Regions from separate parts of the Homo sapiens genome. Here region 2 is linked to region 1. A link is an interaction called in ENCODE POLR2A ChIA-PET data of the cell type or tissue named here. Cell type or tissue: K562. All regions are shown on one strand. Each heading gives the region's core, and the rest is flanking DNA. Links, peaks and the distances in the headings are about the cores only. Region 1 overlaps ZCCHC7 (zinc finger CCHC-type containing 7). Region 2 holds the start of LOC124902153 (a long non-coding RNA gene).

Region 1 (16,593 bases), core at 2,987-10,986:
TTTAAAAAATCATGGTGAAATATAGAAAACATAATATTTACCATCTTTACCATTCTTAAGTGTACAGTTCAGTGGTATTAAGTACATTCAAATTGTTTTGCAGCCATCACCAGAATTATTTTCATCTGGCAAAACTGAAACTATTAAACAAGTTAATATTTTATTTTTGATAGAAAACATGGAGGGTACATTCTTACTCTACTGACATGGCCTCAAAATCCTGAGACTGGAGCTGATTCTGAAGAAAATGAAAAGCTTATTGCTCAGCTCTCAAAAGGTTTAAGATAGAAGAGAATTAAAAATTGTAAGGAAGTCTGAACTCTGGGACCTTAGGAACCATACGTGGGAGCAGGAATAAAGTGCATGTCTTTATTAAGAAGAAGAATTTAAATGCAGAATATTAACGAGTATTTAGCTGTATTTGCATATTGTAAAAACCAAAGGAGGTCATAATTCAGCTGTTTTATGATAGAGTTCTCAAAAATCCTTAGCCTAGGAAATAAAACCTGCCAGGTAAGTAGGTTGGTTACAGGTGGGGAAGCCATTATTAATGTGTATATGCTGAAGTTAATGTTTACAGACAAGCTTAAGCATTTCCTTCCCTTAGCAACTGCTAGTCCTGAAAAGCATTCCTGTAATACAAAACGCCATACCAAACAGTGTAAGTGCATCTCTCAAAATGAGATTCAAAATGAGATTGATATAGTACAATCACATGTGATAAAATATGTATTTATAGAGACTTGAGGAATATTTTCTTAGTTTATTTTCTGAGAATCTGTTTTGTGTACCAGCTTGACACTATATACGAAGTGGAGACTCATATATGCTATATTTAAAGAAGTTGCACATAAAGAGTTTATAATTCATCTTTTCCTAAATATGGGAGAAAAACTCAAGAGGAAAACACACACAAAACTGAGAGAATTTCACCTCTATGTCACAATCTCTTCTATTTGTGTATTTTTCTCTCTTTTTAATAAAAGAATATTAGAGGGCAGGTGTGGTGGCTCATGCCTGTAATCCCAGCACTGTGGGAGGCCGAGGCAGGAGGATCACTTGAGCCCAGGAGTTTGAGACCAGCCTGGGCAATATAGGGAGACACTGTCTCTACAAATAATTTAAAAATTAGCTGGCCATAGTGATGTACGCCTGTGGTCCCAGCTACTCAGGAGGCTGAAGCAGGAGGGACCTTAGGAACTATACATGGGAGTAGATATTAGCTCTAGTAGATATTAACTCTACTTAGAGTTAGTATCATACAATTTATGAAAAATGTTAAGAAACTTGTAACCATATGACTCTATTTACCTGCCTATCCCAGTCCTTTCTGATATAGTTGCCATATGTATTACATCTACATATAAATCACACATTATTACTTTTTTTTTGCTTTCAACATCATATACATTTGAAACAAATTAAGAGGATAAAAAAAGACCTGAGTCTGGGAGGCCAAGGCTACAGTGAGACATGATTGTGCCTCTACATTCCAACCTGGGTGACAAAGCAAGACTCTGTCTCAAGAAAGAAAGACAAAGAGAAAGAAAGAGAGAGAGAGAGACAGAGAGAAAATCAGAGAATCATCTGTAACAATTAGCTAATCAAGCAGTAACAAAAAAAAGTTTAATGAATTTTTAATTTAGTAGTATATTATTTAATTTCCCAATATTTGGGGACTTTCCAGATTTTTTTTTTTTTGCTATAGATTTCTAATTCTATTGTGATCAGAGAACTTTCCAGATTTTTTGTTATTGATTTCTAATTCTATTATGATCAAAGAACAAAGTCTAAGATTTCAATCTTTTGAAGCTTATTTTATGGTCCACCATATATATGGTCTATCTTGCTGAATGTATACTGGAAAAGAATGCATATTCTATAATTATTGGATTTTGTGTTCTATAAATGCCAATTATGTCAAGGTGGGTGGTATTACATACAGTATTACTCTGATCTTCTATGTCCTTACTGGTAGTTTTAATCTACTACTTCTGTCAATTATTGAGACAGGTATTCAAACTTCCAATTATGGTTGTGGACTTCTCTATGATGAGGAGATCCTTTAATCCCGTCAAATTTTGTTTTTATCTATTTTGAAGGTCTGATTCCAGTACCTTCGTTGTTTACTTGACCCTTTTATCTTTCTGAAACATCCCTTTTTTTTTTTGAGACGGAGTCTCGCACTGTTGCCCAGGCTAGAGTGCAGTAGTGGGATCTTAGCTCACTGCAAGCTCCGCCTCCCGGGTTCGCGCCATTCTCCTGCCTCAGCCTCCTAAGTAGTGCCTGACGCCAGGACCGGCTAATTTTTTGTATTTTTAGTAGAGACAGGGTTTCACTGTGTTAGCCAGGATGGCCTCGATCTCCTGACCTCGTGATCCGCCCGCCTCGGCCTCCCAAAGTGCTGGGATTACAGGCTTAAGCCACCGCACCCGGTGGGAAACATCCTTGTTTACCTCTGTTACTACTATTCCTAGTCTCAAAGTTTACTTACCTGATTAATATGACTACTCCAGCTTTCACATGCTTATTTTTAGCCTTTTAATTGGAGTGTTCTGTATATACACAATTCATGTAATTATGTTTTTCTAATATATATATATATATTTTAATTTATAGAGATAAGGTCTTGCTATGTTGCCTGGGCTTGTCTCAAACTCTTGGGCTTAAAGGATCCTCCTGCCTTGGCCTCCCAAAGTGCTAGGATTACAGGCATAAGCCACTGGACCTGGCCAGATGTAATTATCAATATGTCCACATTTAGATCTTTCAATTACTGCTTTTTATTACTCTGTCCGTCCTTTCGTCCTTTGGAGTAATTTAATATTTTTAAGATTCCAATATAATTTCTCTATTGCATTTTAGGTTTATGTCCTTATGTTTTTTTGTCTTTTTTTTTTAAGTGTCTGTTCTAAGAACTGAAATATACCTTTACATTTTCAGATATTAACATTTCAGAGTTAATATCATACAATTTATGAAAAATGTAAAAAACTTGTCACCAAATGATTCTATTTACCTGCCCATCCCAGTCCTTTCTGATATAGTTGCCATATGTATTATATCTACATATAAATCACCCAATGTTACTTTTTTTTTTTTGCTTTCAACATCATATACATTTGAAACAAATAAAGAGGATAAAATAAGACAAGTTTTCCCTTCATTCCTTTTTGAAAACAGGAGTTTGACTTGGTATATCATTTCCCTTCATCCCAAAGAATTTACTTCAGCATTTCTACTAGTGGAGGGTAGCTGGCAACAAATTCTTTCTCTTTTAAATTTAATTTTTTTAATAGAGACAGGGTTTCAGGCAGGTTGGTCTCAAAACTCCTGGCTTCAAGTGATCCACCTGCCGTGTGGCCTCCCAAAATGCTGGGATTACAGGTGTGAGCTACCGCATCTGGTCCTTTCTCACTTTTAAAATCTAAAATAATCTTCATGTGGCATTCATTCCTGTGGGATATTTCTGCCGGATGTAGAATTCTTGATTCCCAGCTTTCCCCAAAGCTCTCCTTCCCTAAGCACTTTAAAGATGGTGTTCTACTGCATTTGGCCTCCATTGTTTCTAATAAGTCAACTCTCAGTTTTATTATTATTCCTTTCTGTTACTATTTATAAGATTTTTATTGTTATCATTAGTTTTCATCAATTTGGCTATGAATCTCTTCAATATGTACAATTACATCTTTCACTAAATGTGGGGAATTCTCTCCCATTATCTCTTTAAATATATTTTTGGCCCCAGTTTCCTTCTCTTCTTCTGGGACTCCAATGACACATATTAGGTCTTAATATTGTTCAATGAGTCACTGGGGCACTGCTCTTTTGAATTTATTTTTAAAGTTTTCTTTCTGTTTTTCAGATTGAGTGATTTGGATCTTCAAGTTCACTGATATTTTCAATCTGTTATTAAGGTCACACAGTGAATTTTTATTACAGATATTACATTTTTCAGTTCTAAAATTTCCATTTAGTTCTCTTTTATAGTTTTATTTCTCCAGCAAGTTTCATATTTATTTTATTGTATGCCATTTTATATCCTTGAGCATAGTCATAACTAATAACAGCTTTAAAATCCTTGTCAGTCAGTTGTGTTGGCACCCACCTACAGTCCGAGCTACTTGGCAGGCTGAAGTGAAAGGACCACCAGAGTCTAGGAGCTCGAGGCTGCAGTGAGTTAAGATTATGCCTGTAAATGGTCACTGCACTCCAGCCTGGGTGACACAGTGAGACTCCTGCCTCAAAACAAAACAAAACAAAACAAAACAAAACACACACACACACACACACACAAACAAAAAAACTTTTTTTTTTTGATTTTCTAATTACTATATCTGGGTCATCCCATAGTGTCCCTTGGTTGCCTTTTCTTGAGTATACATCAAAGTTTCCAGTTTCTTTTTATTTATATCTGGTAATTTTGGATTGTATTCTACATCTTGTGAATGATACTTTTTAGAGGCTATGGATTCCATTATGTTCCTCTGAAGAATGTTCACGTTTTGTTCAAGGATCAAATATTTGACAATCATTTATATGCAGAACTTGGGATGTCCCTCTGAGAATTTCCCTTCACTTTCCAGGTGCTATAGTAGCCTCTATTTTCTGATTCCCCAAATCAGTAAGAATTGGGATTTCCGAGTTCTAATCACCCCCATGGTGTAGCCATTAGTAACTGCCCTCAAGCATAAAATACTAAAACTAAAGTCATCAAATGCTTTTTCTTTATTCTAAATGTTGACTTCCTGTGAGTTTCTGCCCACTTTGGTTTGGTCTCCAGTGCCTTCAGATAGTTTATTTTATTATTTTATTTTATTTATTTTATTTCAGAGATGGGGGGGTCTCACTATGTTGCCCAGGCTGGTCTTGAACTCCTGGCCTCAAGCAATCTTCCTGTCTGAACAGCCCTAAATGCTGGGATAATACGCATGAGCCATCCAGGTCTGGCCAGATTATGTTTTGAAGCATTAAAGTGTGCTTTCAATTATGTGTGTGTATATAAACATTTAGATTTTATGTACTAAATATTTATAGTATAAGCTTCATCCAGAGTAGAATTACCTGTGGGAAAATTGGTACATTATGAACAATTCCGCCATTACCAGTAGCAGAACTTTGAAATTTTTTGGCATGGTGTTATAATTAAAATCTTTTTTACAAAATCTTCCACTCTTCATTCTTAGCTCCATTCACACAAAGAATGAGTCTATACTTGGTGCATAGTAAGCATAGTAAGAGATGTCCTACAAATTATTGTTGAATGATGAAATATGGGAAAATGAAAATCATCAATAGGCACTAAATGTTCCTAGGAGAGAGAAGGTACTTTGGGCTGGAGTGATTAGCAATTTTTCACTATTTAATAAACCTTGTTTTCTCTTGGAGGCAAAGAGAACTACTCTTGGTTTAAAATATGATGCATGTAGAAGGGTTAGACTATTTTTTATTATCTCTTCTCATTTCCTGGATAAGATACTCCAGTCATGAGTTTTATTATACAAGGATCCCATATTCAGTGTAAATCCTCTACATCAGAGAAAATATTACATTTTAGTTCTCTGGGCAAATTAATTATGATTTACTATTTTAGGCAATCTTCTAAATTCCTAGGATAATTATATGAGATTCTAATTTCCAAAACATTCATTTGCAAATAGCTCATGAATACTACCCAATTTCCCAAAAGACAGTATGAAAATGAGCACCCTAAATGATGAGGAAGGCAATTAACATCTATTGAGGGACTGCTAGGTAAAAAGCTCTATAATAAGTGCTTTATCTTATTTAATCTTCTCAATTACCCAATGACATGGATATTATTACCACCTATTTACAGATAAGTAAACTGAAGCTCGAAGCTGGCCATGGTCACATAGTAGGTAAGTAATGATTGAGCATGAATTCAAATTTGATAACTTTTGACTACATTGAAATAAAGTACTTCTGTTCATCAAGAAACAAAATAAAACAAAAAAACACCATTAAGAGAGTGAAAAGGCAAGCCACAATGTGGAAGGAGATATCTGTCCAACATATAAAGAACGCATGTCTAGAATACATAAATAACCCCTTCAAGTTATTAAGCCAAAGAAGTAGAAACTCCAGCACGACTTAAATAGGTCATTCACAAAAGAGGATATCTAAGTGATCAATAAACACATGAAAGGTATTTGACTTCATTTAGTCATCTGGTAAATGCATACTAAAGCCAAAATAAAATACTACTATCCCCCTACCAAAACAGAATTAAGAATACTAACAATATCATGTGTTCGCAAGGATGCAGACAATGGGAACTCTCATACATTGTTGGTTATAATGTAAATTGATAAAACTACTTTGAAAAAAGAGTTTGCCAGCTGGGCACAGTGGCTCACGCCTGTAATCCCAGCACTTTGGGAGGCTGAGGCAGGCGGATCACCTGAGGTCAGGAGTTCAAGACCAGCTTTGGCCAACATGGTGAAACTCCGTGTCTACTAAAAATAAAAATAAAAAAAATTAGCCAGGCATGGTGGTGGGTGCCTGTAATCTCAGCTACTTGGGACGCTGAGACAGGAGAATCGCTTGAACCTGGGAGGCGGAGGTTACAGTGAGCTGAGATCACGCCATTGCAATCCAGCCTGGGTGACAAGAGTGAAACTCCGTTTCAAAAAACAAAAAAAGAAAAGAAAAAAGAGTCTGCCATTCCATGTTAAAGTGGAAGATAAACATACCATAGGGAAAAACAATTCTACTCCTACATGTATTACCTGAAATTAACCCAAAACATGCATATTAAGAGAAACACTGGTTAACAATAGCCAAAATGCTCACTTAGAGCAGAGTGAATAAACTCTGGTATAGTCACAAAATAAAATATCCCACATCAACTAAAAAACAAAAAAATGAACCACAGCTTTATAATGTTTTATTAAGGAAGCCTGATGTATACAAAATTATATCTCCTGGATGCATCCATGAATATAAAGCTCAAAAAAAAAAAAAAAAAAGGAAAACTAGACAATATAGATTAGGAGAAGTTATCAGTGACAAAACTACAAAGAAAATCAAGGAAGTACTGCCACAAAAGTCAGGATAAGGCCCAACTGTTGGGAGAAGGAGAAGGTTACTGCAAGGGTGCAACATCCTGAGAGCATGGGTTTCACTATGCTGGTAATATCTTGTATTTTGAGTATGTGATGATTACATGAATTGTTGCTATGTAACTATTTATCAAAGTAAATGTTAAATTTGAGAAGAACATGCTAGAAAGACTTGCCAGGCAGATATCAATAATTAGTATAAAGCTCTAATTTTTAAGACAGTGTGATCTAAGTACATGAACAGTCAATCACGTAGCCCAACGACCTGCATGCATAAACTTGATACACCATATAGGTGTCACTATAAACAAAGGAAACAATTTATTCAATAAATGGTGCTGGGACAATGGGATAAAACAAAATTGGTATTCATCTCTCACTATATAAAAAAAAAACAAAGTAGATTACATTCCTAAATATGGAAAGCAAGATTTTAACAATCATATGAGAAAATACAGCAAATATTTTTAAAACTCAGATATGGGAAAGAATTTAAAAGATACAGACCATAAAGGAAAAGATTGAGTAAATAACTACATTAACATTAAAAACTTTTAAACAGGAAGAGGAACCATTAAGAAATTAGAGGCTGGGCATGGTGGCTCATGCCTGTAATCCCAACACTTTGGGAGGCTGAGGCAGGCAGATCACTTGAGGTCAGGAGTTCAAGACCAGCCTGGCCAACATAGTGAAACCCCATCTCTACTAAATTACAAAAATTAGCCGGGCATGGTGGCACGCACCTGTGACTCCAGCTACTTAGGAGGCTGAGGCAGGAGAATCACTTAAACCTGGGAGGTGGAGGCTGCAGTGGGCCAAGATCACACCACTGTGCTCCTGCCTGAGCAACAGAGCAAGACTCCATCTCAAAAAAAAAAAAAAAAAAAAAAAAAAGAAATTAGATATGGTAATTTTCATAAAATTATATCACTATACACTCATGAAAGCCAAGCATAATATATGTGCTCTAATCTCAAATGGTTCAGAATTGTGTGTATATGCATATTCAAATATACACATACATATACATGAAGAGTGAGCAAGCACACAAATGATTATAAAGCTAATGGAGTAAAATGTAAATAATAAGTGACTGGATAAAGGCTACACAGGTATGCCAATTTCTCATTTGTCCTGATGAAAAATGCACTGGCAGCAAGCTGTATTTGTTTTTTTCTAAACAGAAAATGGGTTAAGAGTACCATTTTTATTTTTGCAACTTTTTAAAATTTGAAATTATTTCCAATAAAAAGTGTTCTGGTTTTTTAGAAGACATCACTAAGAAAACTTAAAGGACAAGCCACAGGTTGGGAGGAAATATTGGTAATGCATATGACCAACAAAGTGTTCATATCTGGAACATATAAAAAAAATTCCCACATATCTCTGAGAAAAAAAACACATAGGGAATATGGGCAAAAAATATGAACAGGCAATCAACAGAAAAATATGCAAGATTCAATAAACATTTGAAACTGTGTTCAGCCTGACTAGTAATCAGAGAAACAGCAATATAAATAGTGAGATATGAATGCAAAACAAAATTTTAACACCACCAAATATTGACCAGGAGGTAAGAATTCATATAATAATTCCTGCAGGATACTTTGCCAAGTCCAGTACAGTTGATGATTACCCTTGCTGAGGAGATCTAATAATTCTACTCCAAGCTATACACTCTAAGAGTAGGTGTCAGGACACCCTTTCTTTTTCTTTTCTTTTCGAGACGGAGTCTCGCTCTGTTGCCCAGGCTGGAGTGCAGTGGCGCGATCTCAGCTCACTGCAAGCTCCACCTCCCAGGTTCACGCCATTCTCCTGCCTCGGCCTCCTGAGTAGCTGGGACTACAGGCACCCGCCACCATGCCTGGCTAATTTTTTGTATTTTTAGTAGAGACAGGGTTTCACTGTGTTAGCCAGGATGGTCTCAATCTCCTGACCTTGTGATCTGCCCACCTCGGCCTCCCAAAGTGCTGGGATTACAGGTGTGAGCCACCGCGCCCAGCCAGGACACTTTTTCTTAAAGGGCCATGTAGTAAATATTTTAGGCTTGTGTGCCATAATGTCTCTGTTGCCAACTACACAACTCTACCATTATGGGCCGAAAACAGCCACAGACAATATATACACAAATGAGAATAACTGTTTAAAAGTTTTATTTATAAAAACAGAGGCAGTTGGCCTGTGGGCCAGTTTGCCAACCCCTGCTCTACTGAAACTCTCATATACATGCACCAAGAGATATGCACAAGAATATCCTTAGCAGCTTTGTTTATAACTGCAAAAAACTTCCAAAAATTTAAATGTCCATCAGTAAGAGAACGAATACATTGGTGGTGCAATCATACAATAGAATACTATACAGTAGTTAAAAAAGGAATGAATTACAGCTACACATATCAGTATAAAGGAAACCCTATGGGATGCAGAGTGCAGATAAGTTTAGAAGAATACGTACGGAATAGTGCTAATTAAGTCTGCAAATGTGCAAAATAATATTATACATACATGAATATACAGTAAAAGTATGAAGAACACGAGAGGGAAGACAAACTATACCGTTAAGAGAAGAGAAAAAATAAAAAGCAAAGAAGTGATTGATTTCCATAAATATTAGGGTGATGAATATTCACATATATATGAAAGAGGGGAGGAATGAAGTATGTGGTGGAGAAGGGATGTGCGTCAGCAGTACTGCCCAGGTCCTTTCTTTCTTTTTTTTTTTTTTTTTTTTTTTACCACACAGCTTTGAAACATGTAAAGGGTCCTATTTCTTGACCCGGGTGATGGTTACATAGGTGTTCAATTTATAATTTTTCTTACACGTTTTATGTATGTATTTTATACCAATTCCCCAACTCATAGGAATAATAAACATTAAATTCAACACACTTTACAGGGTAAGAGAAAGTTAACGTGAATGAGAAAAGATTAAAGAGCCAATTTATTGGCTACACAAAAAGATAAATCCCATTTACTGGTCAAATCACCAGGCCCAGCAGATATTTATGAAAGTAAAGGGATTATTCATGGAAATAAACTTTAATATTTCTGTTTCTTCTCCAGATCTTCTGATACAAAAAGGTATAGTAGATAAAATCATTAATGACACTTCCCCTCTGTATAATGTCTGTGTGTGTTCTTACTCATTCACTATTTTGGAAAACTTCAAACATATGAAAGTTGAAAAAATAGTATAATAAACTCCCAAAGTTCCAGCTTTAACAATTCTTAATTCACAGCCAATCTTATTTCATCTGTATCCCTACCCACTTACCCTTGTCCTCTACTGAACTATTGTTAAGCAAAACATTTTATCTGCAAAAATTTCAGCATGCTATGTCTAAAAGATAAATAATGGCCGGGCGCAGTGACTCACGCATATAATCCCAGCAATTTGGGAGGCTGAGGCGGGCAGATCACTTGGGGTCAGGAGTTTGAGACCAGCCTGGCCAACATGGTGAAACCTCGACTCTCCTAAAAATACAAAAATTAGCCAGGCATGTTGGCGCACCCCCACAGTCCCAGCTACTCAGGAGGCTGAGACATGAGAATTGCTTGAACCTGGAGGGCGGAGGTTGCAGTGAGCCGAGATTGTGCCACTGCACTCTAGCCTGGGCAACAGTGCAAGACTATGTCTCAACAAACAAACAAACAAATGATAAATAAGGACTCTTTTAAATGTAACCATAATACAATATCATATATTTAAAAACCAACAATAACTAATCAGATGTTCATCAGTGTTCAAATTTCTATAATTACCTGATAAATATATATGCTTTATAAGATCCCAAAAAGGTCCATTGTAATAAACTAAGTCCCTGAATCTGTAGTTTCCCCCTTCCATATTTCTTCCCTTCAGTCCACCTCCCTCTTTTCCATGCAATTATTTGTTAAAGAAATGAAGTGATATCCTGTAGAGTTTAACACATTCTGGATTTTGCTGATTGTATTTTCATGAGATAGTCTTTATATTTCCTATAAACTTGTAGTTGGATCTAGAAGCCTGATTATATGTAGATTAGATCATTTTTTAAATTTTGGAAAGAATACTTCTAGGTAAGCACTGTGTTCTCTGAAGTGGCACAATGTCAGGTGTCTCTTTTTGTCAAATAAGCAGCCATCGATAATTCTTTAAATCCATTATTTCATTAGGAGTTGCAAAATGTGGTGTTCAAACTATTCCTTTTTCATTTGTTGGCACCAATACTTCTCTCTAAAGGAAAACCTCCCCCTCATTCGGGTAACCAAACATTCTTTTTTTAGGTACCCTGAGGTAGAGTTCATATAATTGACACTATATATCAAGGGTTTCTTTTAAGAATTTGAGTTATACAGAAAGAGTCATCTCTGTTTCTTCAGAATGAACAGAAATGAAAGTAATGGCTCCTCCTCTTCTACTACTATTTTTTTTTTTTATTATTGCTGGAAACTACTTTCAATGATGGCCTCTTTAAAGAGGAGATTGTGGGAAAAGAAAAATTCTTATTTTGAAACATTAAAATTCCCTAGGAGGTCTTTTTCTTTTCTTTTTTTTTTTTTTGAGACAAAGTTTCGCTCTTGTTGCCCAGGCTGGAGTGCAGTGACGCGATCTTGGCTCACTGCAACCTCCACCTCCCAGGTTCAAGCGATTCTCCTGCCTCAGCCTCCCAAGTAGTTGGGATTACAGAAATGTGCCCAGCTAATTTTGTATTTTTAGTAGAGACAGGGTTTCACCATGTTGGCCAGGCTGGTTTTGAACCCCGGACTTCAGGTGATCCACCTGCCTCAGCCTCCCAAAGTGCTGTGATTACAGGCATGAGCCACCGCGCCCAGCCTCCTAGGAGGTCTTTTCAATGCTAAGACTTTATGTGTATGTAGTGTATCTGAGTCTTTTCACACGAAAATGCCAAGAACTTGACTCTGATAATATGTAGACATTCAGTATTGGGATATCTCAAGGCCCAATCCTAAGCTTGCTTTTCTATACCAGCACTGCCCAACAGAAATGTAATGCAAGCCACTAATGTGAGATTGGTAATTTTAAATTTTCTAGTAGTCACGTTAAACAAGTAAAATTAATTTTAATAATATATTTTATGTAGCACAATATAGCTAAAATATTTTAACATGTAATCAATGTAAAATATTATTAATAACATGCTTTACAGCCTTTTTTCAGTCTTTAGACTATAACACATCTCAATTCAGACCAGATACACACATAGCTAATGGCTACCAAATAAAACAACAAAGCCCTCTATTTTCCTCAGATAACTGAAACCCTAAGTTAGCCTGCCTATCTATGCTTGTGATTCACAGATATAAAACTCTTGACCTGACCACTCAAATTCAACTGGCCTAGGTGCCTCAAATGCACTTCCTAAAACTGGTCCCTTCTGAGTATTTCCTTAGCATACGCAGGGCACAATCAGAAATCTAGGAGTTGTTTTTCTCTTCCTCATCTCCCATAAATAGTTCCATACCAAGTTCTGTTGATTTTACTTTAAAAAATTATAATTCAGTTATAATCTTTCTTCACTGTCACCTCACTAACCTAAGATAACAACATTATCATATCATGCCTAGAACTTCTTTTGTTTTTTTTTTTTTTTTTTTTTTTTTTTTGAGACAGAGTCTCACTCTGTTGCTCAGGTTGGAATGCAGTGGTACAATCATGGCTTACTGCAGTCTCGATCTCCCCAGTTCAAGCGATCCTCCTGCCTCAGCCTCCCTGGTAGCTGGGACTATAGGCACGCACTGCAACACTCAGTTAATTTTTAAAATTTTTAGTAGAGATGAGATCTCACTACGTTGCCCAGGCTAAACTCCTGGGCTCAAGTGATCCTCCTGCCTCAGCCTCCCAGTAGCCTCTTAACTGGTATTTCTGCAGGTACTACAGGCCCTCTCACCATTCTCTTTTCTGAAGCATAGCTATCTTTTAACAATGGAAATCTGCTCCTATAACCCCTGCTTCATATACTTCATTAGCAACTGCTCTAAAAATAACGTTCAAAACCTTAACATGGCCTACAATGCCTGAAATTTCTGATCTTTACTTACTCTTCCAGCCTCATCTTGCCCTACATGCTCTCTCTCACACTCTTTCAAGCCACAATGGCCTACCTTCAGGACAGCAAGCAAATAATTCATCCCTTCTAGTAGATAGGGTGCACATGTTATTTCCTTGGATCAAAACACTCTTTGCCTCACCATTTCGACTAGTTAATTCTTTTGGATTTCAGCTTAAACGTCACCATAAAAGCCTTCCTTGGCCTCCATACTACGTTAGAATATTATACACTCTCATACTACTGTTTTATCTTTCCCTTATAGCAGTCTGGGTCACTTCTTATCCCTAACATAGCATACAGTAGTATTCAATACATTTGTTGAAAGACCACATGAATAGAGTAGTGAAGGTGATGGCACCCTATTCAGAATTAAATGCCAGAATTGACAACAATAAAGTTTCACAGCTGAGAACAGCATTAGCCCCTCGGAAAGAGTAGAAATTTTGCGGCCGGGCGCGGTGGCTCACGCCTGTAATCCCAGCACTTTGGGAGGCCGAGGTGGGCGGATCACAAGTTCAGGAGATCGAGACCATCCTGGCTAACACGGTGAAACCCCGTCTCTACTAAAAATACAAAAAATTAGCTGGGCATGGTGGCGGGCGCCTGTAGTCCCAGCTACTTGGGAGGCTGAGGCAGGAGAATGGTGTGAACTTGGGATGTGGAGCTTGAAGTGAGCCCAGATCGCGCCACTGCACTCCAGCCTGGGCAACAGAGCGAGACTCTGTCTCAAAAAAAAAAATAGAAATTTTGCTTATTTTTTTTTTTTTCTGTGAGGACAGGGCTCAAGAGTACATTCATGACTTTTGAAGTTTACTACTTTGTTTCTTTGCAAATAAACACCTGATAGGTCTGGAACTTCTGCAAACCTTATTGGCCAGGTAGAGAAATCTGGTAGTGAGTAAAATCTAATTATCTTATAATAGTAGTTGGTTTTGAGAGCACATTAGAGATACCAAGAGCTTTCACAAAAAATTCACACAGAATTTGTTTTGTATTAGGCTCTGTGTTAAGCACTGTGGGGAACAAAAAATCTGAAACACAGTCCCTGCTCTGAGGAACTTCCAATCAAGTTAGTGATGGTACTTGAATGGCATTATAAGAAATGCTAATAGGGCTTAGAGAAAGAGAATCTTGGGTTGATGTGATCACAGAGGAAATCTTCAACTTCAAGAAAATGCAGGCTGGGCCCAATGGCTCACACCTGTAATCTCAGGTCAAGGTGAGAGGATCCCTCGAGCCCAGGAGTTCAAGACCAGGCTGGGCAACATGGTGCGACCCTGTCTCTATAAAAAATGAAAAAATTAGGCCGGGCGCGGTGGCTCACGCCTGTAATCTCAGCACTCTGGGAGGCCGAGGCGGGTGGATCACAAGGTCAGGAGATCGAGACCATCCTGGCTAACACGGTGAAACCCCATCTCTACTAAAAATACAAAAAATTAGCCAGGCGTGGTGGCAGGCACCTGTAGTCCCAGCTACTCGGGAGGCTGAGGCAGGAGACTGGCGTGAAGCTGGGAGGCGGAGCTTGCAGTGAGCCGAGATCATGCCACGGCACTCCAGCCTGGGTGACAGAGCGAGACTCTGTCTCAAAAAAAAAAAAAAAAAAAAAGAAAAAATTAGCCGTGCATGGTAGTCCCAGCTACCCAGGAGGCTGAGGTGGGAGGATCACTTGAGCTTGGGAGGTCGAGGTCGAGGCTGAAGTGAGCTGTGATCATGCCACTTCATTCCAGGCTAAGAGACAGAGCAAGGCCCTGTTCTTCTCCCCTGTCTCCCCCCCACCACCAAATGGGAGACAGAGATGCAATTTCATTAATAGAAATCATAAATATAAAAAGAGAAGAACACTTTCAGCAAGAGGGAATGCTAAATACAAGCGACAGAGAATTCTGTTCTAGGGCTGAGTATACTGTTTTGGCTAGTAAACTAAGAAGATTCATCTCACCTTAATCCTTAGTTCTGTCTCTAAGGATCAAAACAGGTCATCAGAATAGAGAATCAAAGACTTTTTATATTATACTAATTATCTTAGCCAAGAAATGATGAGGATTAATAAACTTTGCAACCCATCTTCCAAAGCCTTTGAAACTGGGCCTGAATGGATAAATTAATTGTACAGGCATATCCCACAGACTGTATTCCGGATAGTATACCTCTCTCTCTCTCAATATAACATTTTTTTGACCATTTATACAGAAAAACTTAAATTTATTTCCCAAAAATTCAGTATGCATGGGAAAAGTCTCAAGTTATCTTCCAAATAACACTGGTATAACATATACATCACTGTTAGACTTTGTTTTTTGAGACAGAGTCTTGCTCCATTGCCCAGGCTGGAGTGCAGTGATGCAATCATTGCTCACTACAGCCTTGATCATCCCGGCTCAAGCTATCCTCCAACCTTAGCCCCCCAAGTAGCTAAGATTACAGGTGTGTACCACTATACCTGGTTAATTTTTCTGTTTTTTGTAGAGATGGAGTCTTGCTATATTGCCTAGGCTGGTCTCAAACTCCTGGGCTCAGGTGATCCTCCCACCTCAGCCTCCCAAAGTACTGGGATTACAAGCATGAGCCACCATGCCAAGCTGGTAGACATTTTTAAAACTGAGTCTAGTGCCAACATGCTTAGCATCATAAAGAGACAATTAAAAATTAATAACAGGAGTGTAAAGCTCTATTTTTATATATTTTTAAAGCTGTATTTTAAAATGTTTTACCCTAAAGCATTAACTACTTTCCCTGATGATTTATCAAATCCTGTCAAGAACTTTATAGCTCTTTACACATCCCTAAATTTAAAAAAACAAATAAATTTACAGTTGTACTATGAGCTCCTCTGAGTTTCATAGTTTTGTCTGTAATAGTTCATTCTTCCTTTGCCCATTTTGGCCATACCATCATTTCTTGATACCTAAGTGGCATGGTGTGCAGAATCTTCTTTAATATGGTAACTAAACTTTACATATTAAGCATTTGCATTTGGGAAGGTCATTCTGTTTTTTTGGATGAACTATATAAATGAAGTAGGTTAAATCATTTTAGTTTAAAAAAGGAATTAAAGTGTTGTTTTTACCATATTGATACAGTAAATACAGTTCCTACTCTTTTCTTTCTATGTCTGACCTTAAAGAAGAAGTAGAAGTGGCATTATGCTAAGATCTTGAGGAAGAAGTAGGAATTCAACATGCAGGGATTTGGGGAGGGGATGAAGGAAGAGAAGATGGGTATCACAAAGACAGAGACTGATTTGAGGATGAGAAAAGAGGTAGTGAAGTATCAAAGCCTGAACCATCCAGTTTGGCTCATGTGAAGGAGTGCTATGGCATACAGCCTGAAAAAAACAGACTAGGGCCAACACTGAGGGGTGTCAATTCTAGGCTAAACACACTATCCTCAATTTTAAAGGCAATAGGATACCTTTGAAAAAGGAAAATGGTCGCTGGAAAACAGAAAGCCATGAT
Region 2 (16,593 bases), core at 3,634-11,633, 87 kb before region 1:
AAGATGTTGCTGTGTGCACAGCCTGGCTTGCAGATGGGAAGGGAGGGCTCGTGAAAAGACAAGAATCCTCTGGAGCATATAGGCAGGCTTCCACAGCCAGGTCTGCAGTGGGAAATCCAGAGTGACCCAGGAGGCCAAAGTTAATTGAGGAGATAAAACCAGAAAACTCCCCTGAGCAGCCAAGTGCAGGAAGGTTGTCAATGCAAATTAGCAGGAAGCGATGGTTAGTTGGGTGCAGGCACAGGAGACAGGTGGCTGGCGACCCATGACTTCTCCAGGATGATGGTGGGTCCTGCAGGCCCCCTGAGACTTGGTGTGGAAGATGAGGCAGGGTTGTGAAAGGAGGCTGAGGCGGAGGCGACTTTGACAAGCTCTCCTCCCAGGAAGGTTAACCAGGGTAGGCTGGCAGGCAAGAGGGCGCCAGTGGAGGAAAAGTGAGTGGGGCCTGCAGATGGCTTCCATCTCAGGGAGGTTCCCCGTTCTGCTCCAATCTCCACAGGCTCCCTGGTGGTGGAGAAGGGGTAGGGAGAGGAGCAAGGACTTTTCTGAAGGATGCAGTTAATTGTGAGGATCATTTCTAGTATCTGGGGTTATCGGAATTCATACAGGCTCGGAGGGAGGCTCTTCTCAGCCCCTGGTCCATGCTGGCTGGATGTTTGGATCTCCTTCACAGCACCATGTTAAGTGGCTCAGCTTTTTGTTGCTCGCCTCCGGGGACCAAGAGCTGTGTGTGTCCCAGGCAGCCTGTCCCACTGGTGGAAACTCCAGTCTGGAAGTGTTTCTTCGCACCAAGCCAAAGTCTGTGTCTCTACCTGTGGGCCTGACCTGACGTCAGTCCTCTCTTTCCTCCCCAAAATAGAGTGGTTTGCATCAGCATTCGGCACAATCTACCCATAGATATTCAGTCTGGTTATGTCTATGGTAAATTTTATGTAAAAAGCAGGAATAAATAATATAAAACTATAAGACACAAGAGTTACCTGGTAGGCCTGGTACCGGGTTCTAGGAATTCTAATTTGGCCAAGCTTCTGTGTCAGTTTGCCAGTCTGTGTCTCAGTTTCCATATTCAAGATAAAGACCACTGTGATGCCTAATTCTATATGTCAACTTGGCTAGGCTATGATGCCCAGTTGGTTGGTCAAATGCTAGTCTAGATGATGCTGGGAAGGTATTTCGTAGATGTGATTTATCAGCTGACTTGAAATAAAGGAGACTGACATTGATAATGTGGGTGGGCCTCATTCAATCAGATGAAGGCCTTAGGAGCAAAAGCTGAAGTTTCCCAAAGAAGGAATTCTGCCTTAAGACAGAAATCCTGCCTCAGCTGCCTGCCCTACAGATCTTAGACTGGCTAGCCTACACAACTGTGCAAGCTTGAATAAATCTCTACTATTGGTTCTGTTTCTCGAGAGAACCCTGACCGATGTAACCACCTACCATGTCTGTTCATGTCTTTTAATTCCTTGGAAAGAAAAGCAATTTATGAGTACTAATATTACAAAAGTGCTAATTGCTAATTTGTGCAGTGCTGTGTTAATCTAAAACACATCTCCACACAAGTGACTCATCTCCCCTAGTCAAAATCTTCGATGGTTCTCCGCTGCCACCACTGCCATTGTGTCAGCTGCCTTTTTTTTTTTTTTTGAGATGGAGTCTCGCTCTGTCGCCCAGACTGGAGTGCAGTGGTGCGACCTCAGCTCACTGCAAGCTCTGCCTCCCAGGTTCACACCATTCTCCTTCCTCGGCCTCCCAAGTAGCTGGGACTACAGGCGTCCACCACCACGTGTGGCTAATTTTTTTGTATTTTCAGTAGAGACGGGGTTTCACCGTAGTAGCCAGGACAGTCTTGATCTCCTGACCTCGTGATCCACCCACCTCAGCCTCCCAAAGTGCTGGGATTACAGGTGTGAGCCACTGCGCCCAGCCTGTGTCAGCTGCTTTTTACAAAGCATTATGCAAGTAGTTAATGACTAATATATACATATCTAATATATATACATCTAATGCAGAACTTTTTTTTTTTTTTGAGATGGTCTCCTTCTGTTGCCCAGGCTGGAGCACAGTGGTGTAATCACAGCTCACCACAGCCTTGTTCTCCTGGGCTCAAGCGATCCTCCCACCTCAGCCTCCTAAGCAGCTAGGGCCACAGGTGCACGCCACCACTCCCAGCTAAGTTTTAGAATTTTTGTAGAGATTGGGGTCTTGCCATGTTGCCCAGACTCGTCTCAAACTCCTGGCTCAGGTGATTCTCCCACCTTAGCATCCCAAAGTGCCGGAATCATAGCCATTATCTGGAACCAGAAGACTACCAGAAGAAGGGCTGAGCCCAACACGAAGAGCTGGAGAGATGGGTGAAGAGGGCTATGCACTGTGCCTGGCCTCACTTTAATTCTTGCAAGAGACAGAGATATTATCTTCATTTTATAGATGAGGAAAATGAAACCACACTCTTTAGCTTGAAATTCAGACTTCAGTGATCTGGTTCATTTACCTCCCTCTATTACCCTCATGTGAACTAGAGTCAAGGGAAATTATACTAGACCTTCTTACTTAAGTGTGTCCTAGGTTATCCTACATCCAGGCTGTTGCCTATATTTGTCTTCCTCCTGAGAGGCATTTCCTCTTATCCTAATTATTAGTCTTCTTTATGCTTCAAGAGCTAATTCCAATGCCATCTCCTCTGTGAAGTTTTCCTGGGTCTCCACCACCAGTGACACTAGAAGTGACCTCTCTCCACACACATAGACCCACATGAATGCCTCTTTGTAACTTAAGTTACACTGGTCTTGTTTCAGGGCTTCTCTTTCCTATCTTAAAATGGAAGCTTTCTGAGGGTAGGAAAGAAGTCTGAGAGAGTATGACAGACGAGAACACTGAAATCCATGCAGTTTCTTTCTAAAGCAGTGAATTTTGATTCAAAACACAAATAGGCCTCCTGGACTAAACCTTTTTTATTTTATTTTATTTTATTTTGAGACAGGTTCTCATTCTGGTGCCCAGGCTGCAGTCAAGTGGCGTGATCCTGGCTCACTGCAACCTCTGCCTCCCAAGCTCAAACGATCCTCCTGCTTTAGCCTCCTGAGTGGCTGAGACTACAGGTGTGTGCCACTACAACAGGCTAATTTTTTTTTTTTTTTTTGGTAGAGACATGTTGGCCAGGCTGGTCTCAAACTCCTGGGCTCAAGTGATCCACCTGCCTTGGCCTCCCAAAGTGCTGGGATAACAGGTGTGAGCCACTGTACCTGGCCTAAACTTCTCTAAGAAATTGTATCTATGGTTTTTTGAAAGACCAGGGTTGTTTTTCTCTGGCATTATTTTGGTGGACTTTTATTTTCTCTGGTCTTATCTTCCATTTGAATGACAGGCCCTCTATTGATAATTTAGAAAGCTTACATCTTGTTTCATCTGCCTGAGATTTGACAGAGCGTAAGGGCAAGCAACACCAGCAAGCTCTGTAACCCCCAAAGCCTATAATGCGAGCCCCACATTCACTTCCCCCCTCTCCACCCTTGAAGCCACATTTCCAAAGGAGCCACTGCAAACCTTTCCATTTGGAAGTGCAGTCTTCCAGTCCAGCTGACTAAGTTGTCCAGTTAGTTTTGGTTGTCTCCATTTCGGTAACATCATGCAGAGGACAGTGCTGGGGACCAGTGAGTTGAATCCATTTACTTAAGTCTAACTGTGTTAGGCCCCATGCTGGGCCCTGTGAGAAAGAATAAAGATGACATGGCCTTTATCCTTTCTATCAACAGATATTTGAACCCTTACACACCAGGAGCCATACTCTTTGGAGCACTTAACTCACCTGTACAGTGTCTATCTTCTCTGAAGGCTTAGAAGCCCCAGGAGGGCATAGATAACACCTGTCTGGTTCACTGCGGTACCTCGAGTTCAGAAAGTGCCTGGCACATAACAGGTATTTCAAAAATATCTGTAGTGGAACTGAAGGGGTTTCCATCTGTCTCACCAACTAGAGAAAAAGCCACAGCTCCTTAAGGGTAGAAAGTCCTAGATGTCAGCACAGGACCTGGCTCAGGTCAGATGCTCAGCAAGTGTTTACTGAGTTAGCTGAATGGCCCCATGTTCTGTGGAGGTCCAGCATGGGTCACCCCGACCAGCGCACAGGTTGTGGTGTGAACTCTGGGTTCTTCGTGGGTTCTCATTTGCCTCTGGCTTTTGCTGGGAACTGCGGGCTTTTGCTGTCGTATGTGACTCCCTTTCCTTACTTGTGACTTAAGAGATTAAACTATTAATGGTGTGGAAGCTAAAAACAGACCCGTCTCCAGGAGGGTGCCACAGAATTTTTTTTTTTTTTTTTTTTTGAGACCAGGTCTCACTGTCACCCAGGCTGGAGTGCAGTGGTGCAATCATAGCTCACTGCAGGGGCTCAGGAAATCCTCCCATCTCGGCCTCCCAAGTAGTTGGGAATATAGGTGTGCAAAACCACACCTGGCTAATTTTTTAAATTTTTTTGTAGAGATGGGGTCTCACCATGTTGCCCAGGCTGGTCTCAAATTCTTGAGCTCAAGTAATCCTCCCACCTCAGCCTCCCAGTGTTGGGATCATAGGCATGAGCCACCGTGCCTGGCCTTATTTCTTATTTCTAATTTATTTTAATTTTTTTTTGTAGAGACAAGGTCTCCCTATGTTGCCCCGGCTGGTCTTGAACTCCTGGGCTCAAGTGATCCTCCTGCCTCGGCCTCCCAAAGTGTTGGGATTACAGGCGTGAGCCACTGCGCCTGGCCAGAACAGCCACTTCTAAGCACTTAAGGCTAGGTGTATGCTCACAAAGGGATGGTGAGGGGATAAAACTGATTTTCCCATCAAAACAGTATCAAATCGAGGGATATGTTCATTATCAAGAGCATGATACCTAAAAATGATCACAACCAACCATCATGGCCTGCTTATATAGTCTCTAGACTGTGCACAAGCCACATCTACATGACTGGTTGGGCAGAGAGTGGCTCATGGGGCCACATGGAATCAGAAGACTACCAGAAGAAGGGCGGAGCCCAACACGAAGAGCTGGAGAGATGGGTGAAGAGGGCTATGCACACAGCAAGGAGATTCTCAGAAGCTGGGTCATGGGAAGGCAACCAGGGTGATGCTTACAGCAAGGGCTCACCTTGCTTACCTGGATACAATGGGGCAGAGCTGGGGAGGCTGGGGACTTGCTGTGTGGCTGTTAGACTGAGGGGTGCCCACAGGGAGGCAGTGCTGCACACTGGCCATCAAGGATTATTCTTGAGTGATGCCAAGGGCTACCAACTACCATTAGAACCACAGAATACCAGAGTTGGGAGGTAATGAGAACCCATCCAGGCTAATCCTACCACTTCCAACTTTATAATGAGAAAGCTACGGCCCAGATAGGAGGTCTCAAGTTGTTAGAGCTTCGGGCCCTCTCAAAATGGCATGATTCCTTATGAGAGCATCTGATTAGTAACATGTGTACACTGTTTTACGTAAGACTGAGCTATGTTTGGTAGACGTACTTGGGGGGCATATGTGGACATTTATAAGGATTATTCACTAGTGTGTGCAGGACTGAACTCCTTGAAGAACATAACTCTGGGCAGGAAGGACATGAATCTGGTTTTCCCACAGGAAATCCTTTCTTCACATGTGTACTCATTGTCTCCCCTCACTTGGGCAGCCACAGGGCACTTCCAGAGAGGCTCCAACCTCCCCTGGCTCCCTAACACCATCCTAGTGGCCAAGAGGCTCTCCTTTTCTATTCCCTTTGGGGGTCCTTCCAAGTCTCCCTATGCCCCGCACACCTATTCCATTGTTCTTGGAAAAAGCTTCTCCATCAAGGAGGAGGATACCATCTCCTTACCCTGCTCGCCCGTCTCCATTGGCTTGTCCCTCTGGATCCATCCCTTCCCACTTCCTTGATGTGAGTGCCATAAGTTGAGTTTTATTTCTCCAGCATCCCTCTCTCTTTCGGCAGCTTCCTGTCAATGTCAGCCTCACTCCAGCCAGTGTTCTGTACTGTCAGCCTTTCACAGGCAAGGGTTTAAAGAGACAGACACCCTCCTCTTCGTAGCTGCTCATTCCCTCCTCAATGCACTGCAATCTAGTTTCTTGGCTCACTGCTATCCTGGAACTCCTTTGGCAGAGGTCTGCCACTAAACCTGATAGGTGTTTTCCAGTTCATGCTTTTGTCCAACACACATTTCACAAACTGAAGTATAAGGACATATGTAAGATGAGAAATTATCACTAATTTAAAAGTCTTGAGGAAGGTATAAATCAGAATGGAAAGTCGGACAGAGGAAAAAAAGAACATATGGAAGACCGAATCCCCCGATAAAAGCTTGGAATAAAAACAAAAGTGCAACTAGGCAAAGCAATTCTTATAGTTTTTGAGGTAGGAGTGGGTTGAATAATGTTCCTCCAAAAGATATGTCCAAATCTTAATCCCTGACACCTGTGAATGTGACCTTATTTGGAAATAGGGTCTTCAGAGAGTAATTAAGGATCTTGGGATAAAATTGCCCTAGATAATTTTAGTGTGGGCCAGAAAGCCAAGACACAAGGAGACACAGAAGAGAACCCTATGTGAAGACAGAGGCAGAGACTGGACTTATACAAGCCAAGGAATGCCAAGGATTGCTCAGGCCCACCAAAAGGTAGGAGAGACATGGAAGGAATTATCTCAGCACAACAAGAAGAAACCAACTCTGCTGACACCTTGATTTTGAACTTCTGGCCTCCAGAACTGTAAGAGAACAAATTTCTGTTGTTTCAGGCCACCACTTTGTGGTATTTTGGGACAGTAGCTCCAGGCAACGAATACAGAGTGCATCCTTGCTGTTTCACAGCTCCACGCCTCACACACATGGTTCATGCTCCTCCCCTTTTGTTAAGCTGCAACACTTTTCTTCTGTTATAATGACCCATCGGGAAGTCCTGCCCAGTCTCCCCTCTCTGTAGCAGGACCAATCATGCTTCTTTGGTGTTACCATCATACCCGTATCTCTCACTGCACTCCTCACCTCTAAGACAAAATACTGGTTTTCGTGTTTGTCTCTTGCTTGTTAGCCCTTGAGGCTTGAGATTTCTCCACAGCAAGCACAGGCTATGGACTTTCTTTGCGTCAGGTAGTATTCAAGCAAGAATACTACCTGACGCAAAGAAAGTCCATAGCCTCTGTTTGCTGAATAAATCACTCAGATGACAACAGAAACACCAAAGAGGGAAGGATTAATATTGTCTGGGAGTGGTCATAAAAGGGGAAGAGGATATTTTGGGTAGAGGTAATAGCACAGGTAAAGGCATGGAGGAGAAGCATGACCTATTCAGGAATTAGTCATTCATGTGGTGGGACGGGAAGGGTGAAGGGGATAGAGGAGAAAGAAGAGCGAAGAACTGCAGAAGATGAAGCATGAAAGGCTTTGAATTTTAGGCCAGAAGTTAGACTTCAGCCTGTAGACAGTAGTTTCCGAACGTTGTGCATGTAGTTATCACCAGCATGCCTCTTAGATAAAGGTCCTACTCACAGGCTTAAGAGGTCAGTGACCTCTCCCTGCAAGGCCCCTGCAGGTGGATACTTGCCTTATGATCAAGTCTTCTTGGCCCCATATGGACAAAGCAGGAAGTAAAACTGAAGATAGCCTATGGACTACTGAGCCTAACTCACCCAGTTTAATAAGAACAGTCCCAATTCAGTGAAAAAATATTAAAATGTTTCCAATGGATTACCTGTGTGAAACTAGACTTTGTCATATGTACACACCTGCAAAACGATCACAAGATAATAAACATACAGTTGGTCTATGGTATCCTAGGGTTCTACATCCATGGATTCAACCAACTGCAGATCAACAATATTTTAGTCAGGGAGTGGTGACTTATGCCTGTAATCCCAGCACTTTGGGAGACCAAGGCAGGTGAACTGCTTGGGCCCAGGAGTTTGAGACCAGCCTGGCCAACATGGTGAAACCCCGTCTCTACTGAAAATACAAAAAATTAGCTGGGTGTGGTGGTGCACACCTGTAGTCCCAGCTACTCGGGAGCTGGGACCACAGACGTGTGCCACCACACCCGGCTAATTTTAGTTTTTGGAGAGACAAGATCTCACTAATTTGACAGGCTAGTCTCAAACTCCTGGACTCAAGCAAATCTTCCCATCTTGGCCTCCCAAAGTGCTGGAATTACAGGGGTGAGCCACCATGCCTGGCCAATCTTTTTTTTTTTTTTTTTTTTTTTTTTTACTTTTAGTAGCGATGAGATCTTGCTGTGTTGCCAGACTGGTGTCCAACTCTTGAGCTCAAGTATTCTCCTGCCTCAGCCTCCCAAATGTTGGGATTACAGGCGTGAGCCACCATGCCCAGCCCCAAGTATCTTTTTGTAAGAAGAACTGTTCTGAGATTATGGCTGTAGCGAATGACATTGGTGTTTCATTCATATCTCCATCCGTCAGGGGGCTGCCTAAACCCAATTTACCTGGCTTAAACAATGACTAATTAAAAAAAAAAAAAGATACACACACTACAGCTCCATTGCCCCTTACTAGGGCAACTTTGAGGTGTGGCCTACACTCTTTCTAGCGTTCCCTGTGAGTCTGAAAGTTCCTCTTTATGAGACATGACTTGATAAGCATCCAGCTTGGCTTCCTTCTCTTCTTTTCCCTGTCTCACTTCCCTCCCCACTCCTTTACTGGGTTTTCATGGAATCATTTCCCAGGAAATCATTTTAAGAGGTAACTTAGGCCGGGCACGGTGGCTCACGCCTGTAATCCTCAGCACTTTGGGAGGCCGAGGTGGGTGGATCACGAGGTCAGGAGTTCTAGACCAGCCTGGCCAACATAGTGAAATGCCGTCTGTACTAAAAATAGAAAAATTGGCTGGGCGTGGTGGCACGTCCCTGTAGTCCCAGTTACTTGGGAGGCTGAGGCAGAAGAATTGCTTGAACTTGGGAGGTGGAGTTGCAGTGAGCTGAGACCATGCCATTGCACTCCAGCCTGGGTGACAGAGTGAGACTCCATCTCAAAAAAAAAAAAAAAAAAAAAAAGTAACATATATTAAACGAACAGAAAAACTTTTGGCTCAAATCACACACCAATCAGCTTCATCCTGTGATTCACTGCATGGCAATGTGTAATAAATCACCAAAACATTGGTGCTTCTTTGAAATGGAAAGTCCAACTGTGAGATCTAAGGGCCTATGTTGGATTTGGATCCTGGTGAGGGTTCCTTCCTACAGCCTAATGACATTCTGACCCAATTAAGTGTCCCATCAGATTAGTCTCCAACTCTTTCCTCCCCTCACTAGCTGAATCCCTTTGTTCTCACACCACAGTTCTATATTTTTCTTGCCAGGGCTCAAGCCATAGCCTGGCACTCTAGTGTTTGTTTCCATGATTCCTAAACTATTAATTTCCCTCAGCTGGCTGAGTCTCCAGTGGCCCAGATCCTCCACAAAGTGGTCCAGACTGTAGACCTTCATGCCATGGAACTAGTGTTCCTTATTTCACATGAATGGCCATGTCCAACCAGTCTCTCAAACACTGGCAATATGATGAAATGCAAAGCCTTGTAAGACAAGGGCACATCCTGTTAGATGTGGAAGGCAACGTGAACTCTCTCTCGAGTGAACAGAATTCCATTTGAGAAATAGCTGGGGTTTCAACTAGGGTTTCTGAACCTCAGCGCTATTGACATTTTGGGCCAGATTCATTGTGGGAAGCTAGTCTGTGCATTGTAGGATATTTAGCAACATCTCTGGCTTCTACTTATTAGATGCCAGCAGCATCCTCCTTTTGTTGAGAAAGCGAAGCATAAGACCAGGGGATCAGGACAGCTATAAACAAATGAAAGGCTCCCTTATTTTGTATGTAATTTTTTGTTGGCAGAAGAATTTTCAGTTGTTTCCTATGAGAAGCTTCTCTCCACATCTTTTAAAAACAGATTTTCCCTATATTGCTAATCCTGTCTCTCCTTACACAGACAAACCCACATCAATCTTTTCACTGCAGCACTAATGAATAATGTTTCTTTGCTGCCCATCAGAGTGGCAAAGAGACAAGGGAATGGCAATATTCCATGTGATTGTGGGAATGGGGAGATGAATACTCACAAACTGCCAGGGACATATAAATGATTGGGGAAGAATCTGACTTGGGAATATAATTTGGCATCATGTATTAAAACTTTTATGAAATATATGCATGCTCTCTGACCCTAAATTCCATTTTATCACAATTGAATAAATGGAGAAGATATTATGTAGAAGAATTTTTCAAAAATAATAAAAATTGGAAACAAAATGCTCGACAGGGAGCTGATTAAATCATGGCACAGCCATATAATAGAACATCATGCAAAAGTGCAGACATGTATTTGTTCCCAAAGTAAGTGAAAAACAGGTTACAAAACAATGTATACATAGGTATAGAAAAGTCTGAAAAAATAGACACTAATAATTTTAACTACATTTTTGTGTGAAAGAATCACATATGACTTGTTTTTAACATTTTTCCCCCTTAAAATGATTACATAATCTTTGTATAACAGAAAAATAAAGAGCTACTAATAAGTACTGCAAATAGCAAGGTCCATGAAAGCAAGACTTTCCATGGAGAAAATGGGAGACTGGTTCCCCTTGCTCTGTTTTGAGAAGGCCAAACACAAACCAAGGTAGAACCCAAGATAGGAGCCACTCAAGCTGCTTCAAATCAAAGTTGGGCCAGAGGTAAGATGTTTAGAATCTTCTTAATCCTACCAACTATACAGATCTTTACTGTTTTGGACATTTGCTTTTCTTCTCTTGTATTTATCCATGTAAAGTCTTATTTAATTAATGGTTGAATCTATACATATTTTAAACTCCCCATTGTTGTATGAAGAGTCTGTATGTTAATAAACTGACTGACTGATTCACCTTAACTGAACATTTGGTGTAACAGCTGGGGGCAAGGGAAATGAAGAGGAAATGAAGCAAAGACTCCTCCATGTTTCTGTTCTTCTCTTACCAGGAAATGAAGACTGTATCTTCATGCCCACAGGTGAAGTAGCTCAGCATCCTTTCCTATCTGCATGTAAATACATGGACCCAATAGGTAAATTATACCCTAGAACAAAATGTTTGTAAGTTTTGGGAAAAAATAAGATAATGTGCAGAGACAAACAGAAAAAAAAGTGCTTCCTTTCTCTCCTTCTCCAAACAATCTGCTATGTACGAAAGAACCTAAAGAACGTCAATCCTATTTCTGCCCTGAAAGGAGATGCCTTAGGATCAGAAGGGGTACTTGTTATACCATATGAGTAATAAGCCATGTTTGCCTCAAGTCCTACTGGAGAATAATGCCAATTATCTCAAGGTTTTCCACTTCCATGAAACTTTTTTTATGGCTGCCACATTTAGCAAGTTGTTAAAAAAAAAACCCTGGTTGCTTACTTTAGGGTGAAAACAACTCTAGCTATTAGGAAGCTATGCATCAACATATAATAAAGTTAGCTGAAATCTATGCAGCAACAGGGAAAGTGGTAGACTAAACTCTGTGATCCTACAATTTGCACTAGCACTGATTTGAGAGGACAGAATTCTTCCTTCCTCTCAGAAAGATGAGAGATGATTCTGCCAGAAATACAGGAATCTGCATACTTCCCAAAGAGTAAAATACAAATTTAAGAACCTGACATTATAAAATTGTCCTATTTAATTGATTTCATACCATTTTATTCTGGCAGAGAGCTTGCACTTGGGCAAAAATGGCATTTTTGACTCCAGTCTACAGGGATTTTATAACTTTATCCACCTGCCCAACACAACTATGCCAAGGCCGGGAGTGATGGCTCATGCCTGTAATCCCAGCACTTTGGGAGGCCAAGGAAAGAGGATCACTTGAGCTCAGGAGTTTGAGACCTGCCTAGACAACACAGTGAGACCTTGTCTCTACAACAAACAAACAAACAAACAAAATAAACATTAACTATGCTCTTTGTCACTCAAACTCTCATTGTCTTTTTACATAATAAACACATGTATTTACTCTCAGATATTTTATTTTTCTTAGTCTGACATTAGGTTATGAGAAGTACAAAAGATCCACAAGTACAAAAAAATCTGTATAGCTTTGCGGTAGTTGAAAAAAATGCAAGAGAACAAAAAAATTTTTTGAGTAATATTCATCTCTGCAGATCTGAGTGACAGTCCGCTTGAAACACCGCTGTAAAAGTGGTAAAAAATGATTTCATTGTGATTATGTTAAAATTTTTGATGTCTCTTTTACTTGTTTAGGAAATCTGTCTTCTGACATTTATACTGGATAGTTCTTTTCCTGTATTTTGCTGAAGCTCAATTCCCTGCCTCTTCAGGGCTTCAATGATGACACTTTTGTTTTTATAGTCAGCTAGTGATGTTTTGTCCAAAGGAAGATTCTGACAACAGCTTCAGCAGAAAGAAAATCTGGATATAGGTTTATAGTTATTGTCCTTTCCAAAGTAAAAAAAAAAAAAAAAAAAGTTGAAAAATATTGATGACTTTTTCTTAGTGTTAATTTCTCTTCCTGCAAGGATTTAATTTGAGGATAAATTACCTTTGATGCAGTTTTTTTCCCAAAGTATTTTTAAAACACTTTCTTGAAAAGATGAATTCTTCTACCTATCCCTAGGATTCTGAGTAAAGATGACATATTGGAATAGGAGAAGTCCAGGTTTATCTTTGTACTTTCTTACCTAATATCCTGTTGGACACAGAGAATTGAGATCTCCATGGATATTCAGTAACTCTAGGAATGGCTGAAATTAAAAAAACAAAACCAAAAACTCACTTTATTTAATCATAGATAATAAACACAGTGCCAGAAGGTTATAGACACAAAGGCCAAATGAACAATGAAAAGCCACATCAGAGGCTGCCTGACGGCTTAAGACTTTTTTTTTCTCTGCTTAATAAGAAATAAGTTATCATTGTCATCATCTTCCCAGCACCTCTCCTTTTTCTTCTGCTTGCCCCTCTTGCCTTCCTTGGGAGACTTGTCTTCTCTTGACGTGTGGTAATGTGATGAACGGTGAAAGGGCTTAGAAGGCTTCTGGGTTTTAAAACTGCCAGGAGAAGAGTAGGTTTTGGGGCCCCTGGGAAAATCCTCATCCACTTCACGATGTCTGTCAGCCTTCCTGTGCTTCTCCCAGTTTCTATTCTTGTTCTTCATTTCTTTTTGTGTTTCTTTATTTTCTTGAGGCCACCTGTTGCTTTTCCATGAGGCACGGCCCTTCCTTATATCATGGTGGGGGTTCTCATTTGCTGCTTTTATATAAGGTAGCTTGGATGGCTCTGGGATAACCCCATTTTTCTTGAGTACTGAAAAATATAAAAGTATTTTTGCATATTCAGCAGCTAAACAGTCCATGCTGAGCTTTCCTAAGTGTAAATAACTTAACAGACAGGGAAGCTAGATATTTAAACATGTTAACAGTATGACATCACTCACTAAAAATTAAATAGTTGTAGCTCCAAGTTTCTGATTGCTAAAAATGAAACACATTCAGAAATCCAATGATAGTTAATTATCCTTTTCAACAGTTTAACAAGGTTAAGCAATGGAGATGAGGACCTGTAAGAACAGTAATCATCTTAGCTTTGTGAAGAAAAGTCATGTCTGACCAATACGAGTTTCCCCAATGATGACGAGTCAGCCTTTGAAAATGAGGCAAAGCAAGATTTATAAAATGGCCTTTTGATGGTCTCATATGACATTTCAACCACCCTCTAAAGATAAGGCCTGGCCATAGTACTTTTAGGTGGATGCCAAACTGCCCAAGAGATTATTCCTCCAGGGTAGAGATCACTGGCTTTGAGGAGTGTGTGTGAGTGCACGTGAGTGCGGGTATCTTAGAGGTTTTAGTGATAAAGCTGATGTTAATGTTTTGTCAGAGCTTGACACGCTTAATACGGATCTCTGATAGTGATTCTGATACGGGTAGGTGGGAGATGAGGTTACAGTGAGAGATGAAAACTAGCAGTCAATAGAATCTTTAAAGATTAAAAAAGTGGCCAATAAAAACTTTTAGCATAGACTTTTATTATAAAAATTTCAAAGGATCATAGTGAACACCTCAAAGTGGATTTATGCTACAGACGTCGATACAACTAGCTAAAAAAAAACCAAAATGGGTTTTCTCTAATTATAAGTTATAACTGCTCATTATAGAAAACCTGGAAAAAACAGAAAAGTACAAAGAACATAAAAAACAGAAAGCACATATAATCCTTTAATCTAGAGATGACATTTTCATGCAATTCTTTTTAATCTCTAATTTGGTTGCCTAATCATAATCTACAACTACTATAACTTCTCCACACAGCTGACCCTTGCACAATGAGTTTGAACTACGTGGGTCCACTTAAATGTGGATTTTTTCAACCAAATGAGGATTGAAAATACACCATTCCACAGATTAGAAACTTGTGTATACGAACGGCTACTTTTTCCTATAATCAGGTTCTGCAGAGTCAACTATGGGACATAAGTAAGTGCAGATTTTGGTAAATGAGGAGGCTCCTGGAACCAATATCCAGGGATAGCTGTAGATGACATACATTTTATATTAAATATGTAAAATATGCAGGAGCTGGGAGAGTAATAACTCTATTTTCCTCAGAATTAGTACCTTCATTTTGGAAAGGTCCTGAACTAAGAATCCAGAAGAGTAAAAGGCCAAAAGAGTCAGAAAATAAGGTATAGAACAAACTAAAAAAATACAGAACTGTTTTGTTTTTAAAGCAAGAAAGATAACTTGGAAAACCACCTTGAAGTGAATAACAAGAAAGAACAGAGGTAGAGAAAACTTAAATGATAAGATATTAATTTGGTGATAAAGAACAATGTTTGCAACAGTAAGTACAGAAACCACAGAGGTGGTTGTGAACTTGGAGCTCTGCTTGCAGCGGTGGCCTCTAACAAATGACTTCTTCAGGGAAGCTCCAGGAATAACTTAGCAGGAAAGCCTTTCTTTCCATAAAAAAATACTGGAGAAATACAAATGGAAAAAAAAATAATTACCTGTCAAACAGAAAAATCTCAAAGGAGCCTTTAAAAACTCTGCCTATATAGATGGACAGCAATATTTTCTGGACATTTCCTAAAATGATCACTGTAAAAAAATGTTTACTGTGAGGAGATTGCAACATGGGATTATTTCTGAAGTGGGTGCTTGGTTTCTGGAGATCAAGAAAGTTCCAGTCTCTTTGGTAATTACTAAAAATACTTTCTATGCTAACCAATGACCCCCAAAGCAGGCAAAGACAGTACAAACAAAGAAATTTAGAAACTACTGCAAATGTGATCTAACAAGAAGTCTAGCAACATACCTTTTATTTTTTGTTTTAGTCTCTTTTCTCTCTCCTGAATTTCATATTTGTCATCATAGTAGCAGATGAATGGAGATACTGGAGACGGGTCATACACTTCTCTTTCTGGACATTCCTATAAATTGTATGTAAAATTATGATGTCACATGGTCACACTGTTCAAAAACCTTTTTGCAAGATTCTGGAGCATGTTAATTAGAAATGAGCCCCATGTCACTGGTACCTCATGTGGTGGCTGTAGGATATGGTCCTTGCTGGGGTGTTGGGAGGGTCACCCAGCCCTAAACCCCACTGTGTTATGATATTCTTTCAAGCTTGAGTTTTCTTCCCTTACTTCTTTACCTATGAAACCCTTCGTATCTTTTTTCAGCCTTTTCTGCCTAACTCCTTTCACAGTCTGAGGTAGCAGCCTTGCCGCTCTGTTAGTGGGTTTATGTTATTCGGCCTCATGTTAGTATTACTCCTTTGCTTGTCCATCACTTCCAACAGCCTTCTATCAAGTTCTTTTCCATCTCTTCTTCCTATCCCCAAAATGTGGGTATAAGTTCTAAGCCCTTTGATCTTTTTTTCTAGAGACAAATGGTTTGCAAGCTTATTTTAACTCAACATTCACTGCTTATAGGGGTAGTGATTCTTAACGGTGGGGGGTAGGTTGGTGGTAGGTTATGCCTAGTTTAAAATTGTTCCTAGGTAATTGTGAGACACCCCAAAAGAAGTTTCTCTTCTTGCTTCCGCCACCCAAGTTGAAATCCCTACTCTTACTCATTTTCCCAGGACAGCTTCCTACTCTCATGACTCTGGCCTCTACCCAGCTAGTATTTCCCAAATCCATAGGCTTTGGCCTGAACCACTCACCACATAGCAGGCTTTTGTTTATCATGATCTGTGACACAGATCCATTCAGCATGTTTGAAATCTTTTCTTTTGGAACTTTCCCCTTTCTGCCTCTGCCATCTTGCCTAAAAGTTACTTTAAAATGTTGTTTCTTAGCTAAGTAATGAAAAACAATTAGAATATATTTTAAAGAGTAGGTGAAAAATCCACATAAAATTAAGCCAAGTCTGAACTAGCCAAGCTAGCAGCCAAACATTTATGTACTTAATTTGTAGAATTAAAAAATTATAAATCATTCTAAACACACAATTTATAAAAAAATAATTAAAAACCTATATTCACCCTCATATAAAACCATAACATTTTACCTTAGTTGCCTGTTTTTCCCCCAAGAATAAAGTATTACTGATATAGCTGAAATCCTCCATGTAAGTCCTT

What was found. Peaks named below come from ENCODE experiments on the same cell type or tissue, not always from the same donor. Only the 100,000 strongest peaks of a DNase experiment are listed, where the experiment ranks them.
Region 2: POLR2A ChIA-PET joins it to region 1 with 5 read pairs; 7 of 35 experiments call an interaction of 5 or more read pairs at or near these places.

The regions. Positions count from the first base shown.
Region 1 is chr9:37,265,718-37,282,310 of GRCh38, reverse strand. The region is part of intron 2 of ZCCHC7 (zinc finger CCHC-type containing 7); the gene reads right to left. Among named protein-coding and RNA genes, the nearest start is that of LINC01627, 120 kb to the left of the region's middle. In K562, for the core only: no CTCF peak of the experiment used is centred there; no DNase peak of the experiment used is centred there.
Region 2 is chr9:37,353,553-37,370,145 of GRCh38, reverse strand. LOC124902153 (a long non-coding RNA gene) reads right to left here and starts at 7,918. Exons shown (of 3, transcript XR_007061478.1): 1 at 3,544-7,918. ZCCHC7 (zinc finger CCHC-type containing 7) reads right to left here. Exons shown (of 9, transcript NM_032226.3): 8 at 15,322-15,436; 9 at 11,997-13,311. The coding sequence ends at 12,878. RefSeq lists an enhancer at 164-313. In K562, for the core only: a CTCF peak has its summit at 5,206 (motif pointing right); DNase peaks (open chromatin) are centred at 5,199 and 7,525.